Linked DNA regions of Homo sapiens: region 2 is linked to region 1. Evidence: chromatin contacts called from ENCODE Hi-C or POLR2A ChIA-PET data. All regions are on one chromosome and are shown on one strand. Each heading gives the region's core, a stretch centred on a gene start or an enhancer-like site at or near the end of the contact. The rest is flanking DNA. Distances are from core to core; before and after follow the strand shown.

Region 1 (4,180 bases), core at 892-3,391:
AGACAATCCCGTGGGGCCGCTGGAGAAGGGGCAGGGCACTCGTGGGGCCCATTTGCCAGCAGGCAGGGCCGGGCCCATGAAAGCACCCTTTCTTCTCTGTCACACGGCTGCTCCCAGCCACGGGGGGCTCTGGGGTATAATCGGATTGAGTTTCCTTGGCCAACAGGTTGGCTTTGTTCTCTTGTCCAGATTTTCATCCACTTGGCTCCCCAAGTTGCTGCTCGACCGCTCTCTGACCTGGATTCACTGAGGACACATCAGGCCTTTGCCACGGGCTCCATGGAGTGGCCGGAGCCCAGGGCTGGGTGAGTGTGGGGTGGGTCTGAAGGGGAGGACGTGCATCTAGAGGCCAGGCCAGCCCCTGCAGGATTTTCTGATGTCAAATCGCCTGTCCTGTGCCCGAGCCCTATCGCCTTAGCAGAATGAGGACACGTGCCTCCCCTGGGCCTCCCCACCGTGGCCTGAGTGAGTGTCTCTCCGGCTGCAGTGTTTGCAGTCAGCAGGTCAAGAGGGGACCCTCCTGCCCTGCTCCCATGGGGCTGCTGCTCCTTCTAGCAGTCCCAGCTTAACACCCACACTTCTTATACTGGTCCCAGGGCCCTCTATGGGTTAGGGTGTAGAAGGAGGTTGTGTTGGTTAAAAACACCAGGTGGAAATCTCTTTTCTCTGAATGCTGATGGAGTGCTGTTAGGGAGACAGTTCTTTTCAGTCTAGTTGGATCCTGGGTGAAGACTCAGGCCTCGCTCAAGAAGGGAGACCACCCATATGTGCTGTCACGTGTTTCCAGGGAGGAGGCTGGAAGTCCAAGATCAAGGTCCTAGTAGGTTTGGCCTCTGGTGAGGGCTCTCTTCATGGCCAGGAGCTTCTCCCACTCCTGGGCACAGATGGGCCCTGTTAGACTGTTGCCTTGCTCCCAATCAATCATGCCCCCTCCCACTGCCTCTGGGGTTGTGTCTGTGATGTCCTCTTCCTGGGGACAAATGCAGCTTCAGCTGCTATAGGCTGGGACTGTGGCCCTCCCTGCACCAGTCCCAGGGCCCAGCTTCCCCAGGCCACTAGCGTTGCTCCAGGAACAGTGTCCAAGTCAGTCCCGACTGCTAATAGAATCCCACGGACTGAGTGGCTTCAGGAACAGGAATTTATTTCTCACAGTTCTGGAAGTCCAAGATCAGGGTGCTGGCAGATTTGGCTCCTGGTAAGGGCTCTCTTCAGGCTTGCAGACAGCTGCCTTCTTGCTGTAACCTCACATGGTGGAGAGAAAACTCTGGTGTCTCTTCCTTTTCTTATAACGGCACTAATTCCATCATGGATCCCCCCACCCTCATGACCTCATTGAAACCTAATGACCTTTCAGAGGCCCCACTTCCTAATACTGTCACACTGGGGGTAGGGCTTCCACATACCAATTTGGAGACACACAAACATTTAGTCCATAAAAAATGGGCAGGTGGCCCAGACTAAGCTAATCACATCCTTTCCTGGGCCTGTCAGGAACCTTCTCTGGCTTTTGGTTTGTTTGTATTTTAAAATAGAAATAGGCAGATCTGTGAGAAGGTGAGGTGAGAGTTGCAGGCAGCCACCTACCTGCCCAGGGGAGGAGGCCCTTTTGCAATAGGAAAGAATGAAAACAGCACAAAGAGAGACGTGGAGGAGGAAGACGGAGAAGGAGGGGCGCTTTCGCCTCCCTGGACCCAGTGGGCCCTGAGATCTGCTTCTAACCTGTCTTTTCTCTATTGATTTTTGTCAGCTAATAAGTCTTTCTTTCTACATATATTCATTGAAGTTCCATTTGTTTTCCTTGCCAGTAAAAGAATGCTGACAACCTCAGGATTGGGCAAGGAGCTAGTCCTTTTCCCCTCTTGAGAGATGGGGTAGCAGAGTAGTAGGAGCAGAGCGGCCAGGCTGTCTGGATTTGAAGTTGTACGTGTTGGTCTGGGCAAAATTTTCAACTTCCTGCGCCTCAGTTTCTTATCTGTAAAGTGGGGTTAATAATAGTGCCCACCTCGTGCAGTCAGGGATGAGGATTAAGTGAGTTATATGTGTAAGGTGCTTTGCACACTGCCTGGTGTGCAGTCAGCTCAGCATCTGTGAGCTGATTTCCATCTCCCTTGGGTCTTGTGGCCTGTGAACACAGCCTTACTTGGCGCAAGTGCTGAAGGAAATGGAACGCACCCTGAGTGAGACAGCAGTACTCTCTTGTGACCCAGTTAGTAGCCAGCTGGCAGATTTCTGGTATTGCTCACTGCTGAGGGGCCGCTGGGTGCCTGATGAGTCCTGGGAAATGCCTGGGGCAGGGTGGCTGGCCTGGGCCTGTCTGCCCTGGGTTGCCCCTCCCAGAGCTCTCAGCATGGCAGCACTAAGGCCAGCTGGACCCTACTTGGGAGGATAGAGAAGTGGAAAGAACCCTGGGCCTGCAACCCAGCAGTTGTACACCGTGGTTTCCTAGAGGAACTCATGCACATGTGTCCTGGAGACCTGCAAGAGGACAGCACCATGGAGATGACCAGCAACTAATACCACCCAAAGGTCCACCAACAGGAGAATGGATACCCCAGCAGGGGTGCATGCATGCAACGGAACACACCACGTACTGGTGAGAGTGAATCAATGTCGGTCACACGCATCAACGCCGATGAGGCTGAGACTCGTAATATCAAATTTAGAATTGCAAGTAGCAGAAGGATCAAAGTTATATTTGTAATAAAGCTTAAACACAAGCAAATCGAGCACTGTATTGTTTAGGCACACATTCACATTTGGTAAAGACATAAAGCAAAGCAAGGGAACGAGACAAAAATGAAATCCCAGAGTAATCAGGTGGTCAGGTCTTGGGGGGTGGCGTGGAGTTGGGGAAGGGCATCAGAGTGGATCTCACCTCAGCTCCGACTGCTTTGGGAAGTTCTAGTTCTGACATGGAGTGGTGGGTTCACAGCTGTTTGATTGCTTGTTATGCTTTATAACAATATAAACTGCATATGTTCAGTTGAAATATTTCATAATAAAGGTTTTTTAAAAAAGAACATTGGGCTCATCTTTCCCATCAGATACAGGCATTTTTGTTTTGAATTTCTATTTCCTTTTTTTAATGAGCAAGGATCGTTTGCCTCTGAAAATATAAATTAAAAAAAAAAATAAGGCTGGGCACAGTGGCTCACGCCTGTCATCCTAGTACTTTGGGAGGCCGAGGTGGGTGGATCACTTGAAGTCAGGAGTTCGAGACCAGCCTGGGCAACATGGTGAAACCCCATCTCTACCAAAAATATAAAAAATTAGCCAGGCGTGGAGGCGTGCGTCTGTAATCCCAGCTACTTGGGAGGCTGAGGCAGGAGAATCGCTTGAACCCGGGGGGCAGAGGTTGCACGAGCCGACATTGTGTCACTGCACTCCAGCCTGGGTGACAGAGCGAGACTCCATCTCAAAAATAAATAAATTATTTAAATATTTTTTTAGAAAAAGCACTGGATTTGCAGTTGGGAGCACAAGACTTGGGGTTGCCCCTTCCCACAACCACTGTCATTGCTGGGACCTCTGCAGCCATCTCCTCCCGGCCTCCATCCTCACCCACTCCATTTCAGTCTCTGTTTGGCCCCCAGCTGAGTTATCTTTGTAACCATAAATGGCATTCGCTCATTTTACTGCTTCCTGAAGTCCAAGCCTGTTCTTTTCAACCATGTTTCTCCCTGTTCCTCTTCACCATTTGTATGTAGCCAGATGTAGAGTTCATGGAACCAAAAACCTGCCTTCTGCTTCTGTGTCTTTGCTCAAGCTGTACCTGGGAAAATAAGTCATCAGGTCTGAGCACCAGCGTCTGGGTCTCAGTGCTCAGCATGCAAAAGAGACTGGGTTTAGGCTCTGTCACTCACCATGAATTCTACACGGAATGACTTTTCTGTCCCTAAGTGATCCTTCCAGGCTCATTTCAGGCAACACCTCTTCCAGGAAGCCTTCCCTGATATCCAGCCTTTATTCTCACAGCTCCTCTGGTAATCCCTATCAAAGTACCCTGAGATTTCCACAGTACTTTGGAATTTTCTGTGTATGTGCCTCCTCCACTAGACTACCTACTCCCCAAAGGCAAAAACTGGGTCTTATTTTGTTTGTCTCAATAGCAACTGTACCAGCCGTGGCATGGTGGCACTCAAATGGTAACGCCCTGAGGGAAAGGTTTTGCCTGTTTTGC
Region 2 (4,180 bases), core at 820-3,319, 75 kb after region 1:
TCCTAGCAGTAAAATTGAGGGAACAAAGGGTTACATCGTTTTAATCCTCTTCATATATATTACCATGGTCTGCAGAAAGGTTGTATCATCTCTGAGTTTGCTGTAATGGCCCTTAGCTTGTGGGCTTCTCAGCAGAATGCTCTGAAGACCATGGAAATATCATTGTCTCCTCTTACCCAGGAGAGTAAAGGTTGAGGCCCTCCAGCAAGACAGATCATGCCCACTTACTCTGCAGAAACTTCCTCCCTTTCCAATAACAGGAACAACTCCTAGCTCTGCTGCTCAGGCCCAATGTGTGATACACAGGAATCCCCTAAGCAGTGATGTTCCGAAGTTAGAAGTCACCCCAGCCAGGCTGAAGAGCTTATCATTCAAGAAGCTAATACCAGCCAGCCAGACTGTGCCAGCTCAACCTTCCTCCTTTTGTTCTCCAAAGCACACCTTGCCTTGGTTACCTGACCTTCACTAAGCTCAGCCCATATTTGGCCAAACCATCTGGGCCTCTGCTCAACGTGCCTTTGCTTTGTTACCTGTTCCACATCATTTTTCAAGGTCTAGCTTTACTCCCCACCTAAACTTTCACCTTCTAGAAAGCCCCTTTTCATAGTACAGCTCTCAGGGAGATCTCCCAGCCCAGAACTGCCCATAACTCTGATTACCAGCCTCTCCGTCAGCATTTGCCCATCTAACCACTTTGTGTTGTTTATATACCTTTGTGCATGAGTAACTCTAAATTTTCAACTGAGTGTTTTTCTCTCTCTGGGAGCTCACGCATAGTGTGACAGTCAGAACCTTTGAGATAATCAGGGCTGGGATTGAGCCTCAACTCTGCCACCCACTAGTTCTGTGCATTTGGGCAGCACAGTCAACTCTACTGAGCCTCAGTTGCTCCATCTATAAAATGGGGGTTACTATAGCACGAATTTGAAAAGATTGCTCCAAGAATTCGATGCATGCAAAATACTTAGCATAGTGCCTCCCACAGAATGATTATTAAAAAATCAGCAGCAGGCCGGGAGCGGTGGCTCATGCCTGCAATCCCAGCACTTTGGGAGGCTGAGGCGGGCAGATTGCCTAAGCTCAGGAGTTCGTGATTAGCTTTGGCAACATGGTGAAACATCGTCTCTACTAAAATACAAAAAATTAGCCACCCGAGATGGTGTGCCCCTGTGGTCCCAGCTATTTGGGAGGCTGAGGCAGGAGAATTGCTTGAACCCGAGACGTGGAGCTTGCAGTGAGCCGAGATGGCACCACTGCACTTCAGCCTCGGTGACAGAGTGAAACTCCGTCTTAAAAAACAAAAACAAAAACAAAAAACAGCAACAAAATGGGGATATTCATCCTAATTTTGTTTTTCTAGACCTCTACAAAGGCTGAGCCAGTAATGTGTACAATGTTAAAAGAAATATTTGTGGAATGGAATGAGCGGATGTTGTGTAAACATTCATTGTGCGTGTACGTATTTAGTTCTACTAACCAGAACACTGGGGGACCAGAACCAGTTACCCCAGTGTCTAGAGAGGAGGAAAGAAATCTCTCTCCTTAGCTGAAACCTTAGTAAGAGCTCAGTCCAGAGCTTGCTTGAAAGTAAAGATATGTCATCCAATTTAATCCCCACACCAACCTTACAGAAAGATCTTTTTATATCCTTATGCTAAGAAGACCTACCACTGACTGTGCCAGATCTGTGCAAGATGCTTTTGAAAAATGTAATTCCCTTTAAGCCCTCACACTATCTCAATGAGACAAGAATTATTATTACTGAAGAGGAAATGGGGTCAGAAAGTTTAAGTGAACTGCTCAAGGGCAAATGGGTAGTAAGAGAAGAAAGAAGATGAGTCAGGATTGAACAGAGGCTTACTCTGTTCAAATAAATAAAATTAAATTAAAACGGTTGCCTCTTCACCAACTGATTCCCTGACATTCTCACATGCGTTCAGTTGGTGCTTAATAGGAACTGAATTGAAATCTCATGGTGATCTGTTAGAGACTTGGATCTTCTAATAGATGCTTCAAAGGGAGCAGTTTCTATTTCCGGTGCCCACGGAGATCTCGAGGGAGATTTCTCCCCACCCCTGCTCTGACGTCACGATGTTCTTGTTTTTCTCTGGGCCCTGTGACTCAGCACATGGCTCCAGATGGCTTCCTGCATTTCCAGCCTGTTGGCTGGGGTGCCCAGGCCCTGGTAAAGTAAGCAAACCAAAACTAAGTTGCAACAAAGCATCAACACCTCCCTGCCCCTGCCCTCTGTTATGAAGTCTTTGTAGTCCACTACTCATGATGGCCAGTCCCTCCATTTCTCCCCTCCCTCCTTGCCCTGAGATCCCCACACTTGGCCCCAGCACATCTGATGCCTGAAGATGAGATCCAGGAGTGATCATTCTCCCAGCAACCAGTGAATGGGCAAAGGGGCAGTTCTTTCACCCTTTGATCCTTTATTGACTTTAGGCAATTTACTTTCTCAGCCTCAGTGATCAAATGGGGACGCTAATATTGTCTACTTCTGAGGGTTGTAGAGTTAGGGTTGCCAGATAAAATACAGAAAGTCCAGTTACATTTGAATGTCAGATAAATGATGATTTTTTTCAGTACGCATGTCCCAAATATTGCTCAAATTTAACTGTGTGTCTCATGACTTTATTTGTTAAATCTGGCAACCTTATGTGGAGTGTGGAGTCAGATAACAAACGCAAAAATGCTTTGTCACCTACAGAAAGCTGTACACTTCATGATATCTTTTCCATGAGACGTATGCATGTGTACCCATGACAACCAGCTTTGTCTGGAGCATAGAACAGGTAGTTTCAGGCAGGTAGTGGAGAATGTGTACCACCTGAGTCTATGATTTGAGATCCCTGGGTCTTGTTTGTCAATGGACTGATCTTTGCACATTTCGCTTCTGAGCCCTCAATGCATCCATCTTGAATTCTCTCAAATGCTTGAATGAAAAATATAGGAGCAACAGAAGCCCAAAAGGTTGCCTATTACTGATTGACTGGCATGTGTCATAGGCCAAATCTCCTTTTGATTTTGTGGTTAAAGAAGAAACAAGTAGAATAATTTATAAGTGTAAATCCTTATTTATTACATGCTTTATTATGTAATAAAGAATGTATGTGCACAACATTTAGCTCTAATATGTTCTAAGAGCCCTGCTTAACACAGAAAAACAAAAGGAACCAGCATACCATAAATAGACTACAGTGTTTATTTTTGATTTGGGGTGTCTCCTCCTACTAGAAATCTAAATTCTGAGAGGAAAGATTTTTGCCTGTTTTGTTCCCCAGGACTGAGAACAGTGCCTGGCCCAGGAAGGGTGGATATTTGATCAGTTGAAACCAGTTTAACTAGCTACATTAAAGAAAAATAAATGCAGTGAGGCACAGAGGCTCATGCCTGTTATCTCAGCAATTTGAGAGGCTGAGGTGGGAGTATCGCTTGAGCCAAGGAGTTCAAGACCTGCCTGGGCAACAAAGCAAGACCCTGTCTCTGCAAAAAAATAAAAAAATTAGCCAGATGTGGTGGTGCATGTCTGTGGTCCCAGTTACATGGGAGCCTGGAGCGGGAGGATCCCTTGAGCCCAGGATGTCAAGGCTACAGTTAGCCATGTTCATGCCACTGCACTTCAGCCTGGATGACAGAGCAAGACACTGTCAAAGAAAGAAAGAAAGAAAGAAAGAAAGAAAGAAAGAAAGAAAGAAAGAAAGAAAGAAAGAAAGAAAGAAGGAAGGAAGGAAGGAAGGAAGGAAGGAAGGAAGGAAGGAAGGAAGGAAGGAAGGAAGGAAGGAAAGAAAGAAAAAGAAAGAAAGAAAGAGAGGAAGGAAGGAAGGAAGGAAGAGAGAGAGAAAGGAAAGAAAGGAAAGAAAGAAAGGCAGGCAGGCATGGGAAAGAAACCTTTCTGGAACTAATCCACCTCCCTTTCTTGCTAAGGTATAGTCATAGCCCTAAGTTTTTTAGAGTGATTTACACCACCTCCCAAAGGAGTCTCCACTAACCATGACCCATTCACTCAAGTGTCCAGCGACCCAGGTTGCTTGATATGCCTTTCCCCAAACTCCCCAAAGAGCTGCTGCTATGTGTTTTTATTTTTTAACAAATGTGCCATTGGCTCCCAAGGCAGTAATGAGTGCCGAGTACTGAGTATTTGGATTCCATCACTGGCTGGCATCACCAACAAAAG

What was found. A loop is a pair of places that touch in the nucleus more often than their neighbours do. ChIA-PET counts read pairs that join two places held with the same protein, here RNA polymerase II (POLR2A). Pooled maps may share reads with other maps.
Region 2: a pooled map shows a loop between it and region 1 (2.7-fold over the local background). The contact joins two enhancer-like sites. A Hi-C loop is called at or near these places in 2 of 37 single-sample maps with no recorded cell type and 2 of 50 pooled maps. POLR2A ChIA-PET finds 5 or more read pairs at or near these places in 2 of 52 experiments (WTC11 and activated B cell).

Annotation. Positions count from the first base shown.
Region 1 is chr5:173,705,401-173,709,580 of GRCh38, forward strand. It overlaps LINC01484 (long intergenic non-protein coding RNA 1484), which reads right to left. Exons shown (of 3, transcript NR_108027.1): 3 at 2,199-2,475. It overlaps LOC107984118 (a long non-coding RNA gene), which reads right to left. Exons shown (of 2, transcript XR_007059059.1): 2 at 2,673-4,180. LINC01942 (long intergenic non-protein coding RNA 1942) reads left to right here. Exons shown (of 3, transcript NR_146727.1): 3 at 190-449. Among named protein-coding and RNA genes, the nearest start is that of LINC01942, 18 kb to the left of the region's middle. RefSeq lists an enhancer at 1,825-2,325. Within about 2 kb of position 2,142, at least 11 of the 41 ENCODE cell types and tissues checked have a DNase peak (open chromatin) inside an H3K27ac peak, as active enhancers do.
Region 2 is chr5:173,780,147-173,784,326 of GRCh38, forward strand. All of the region lies in intron 1 of LOC107986482 (a long non-coding RNA gene), which reads left to right. Among named protein-coding and RNA genes, the nearest start is that of LINC01485, 8.7 kb to the right of the region's middle. RefSeq lists an enhancer at 2,050-2,194 and a cis regulatory region at 2,117-2,127. Within about 2 kb of position 2,070, at least 35 of the 41 ENCODE cell types and tissues checked have a DNase peak (open chromatin) inside an H3K27ac peak, as active enhancers do.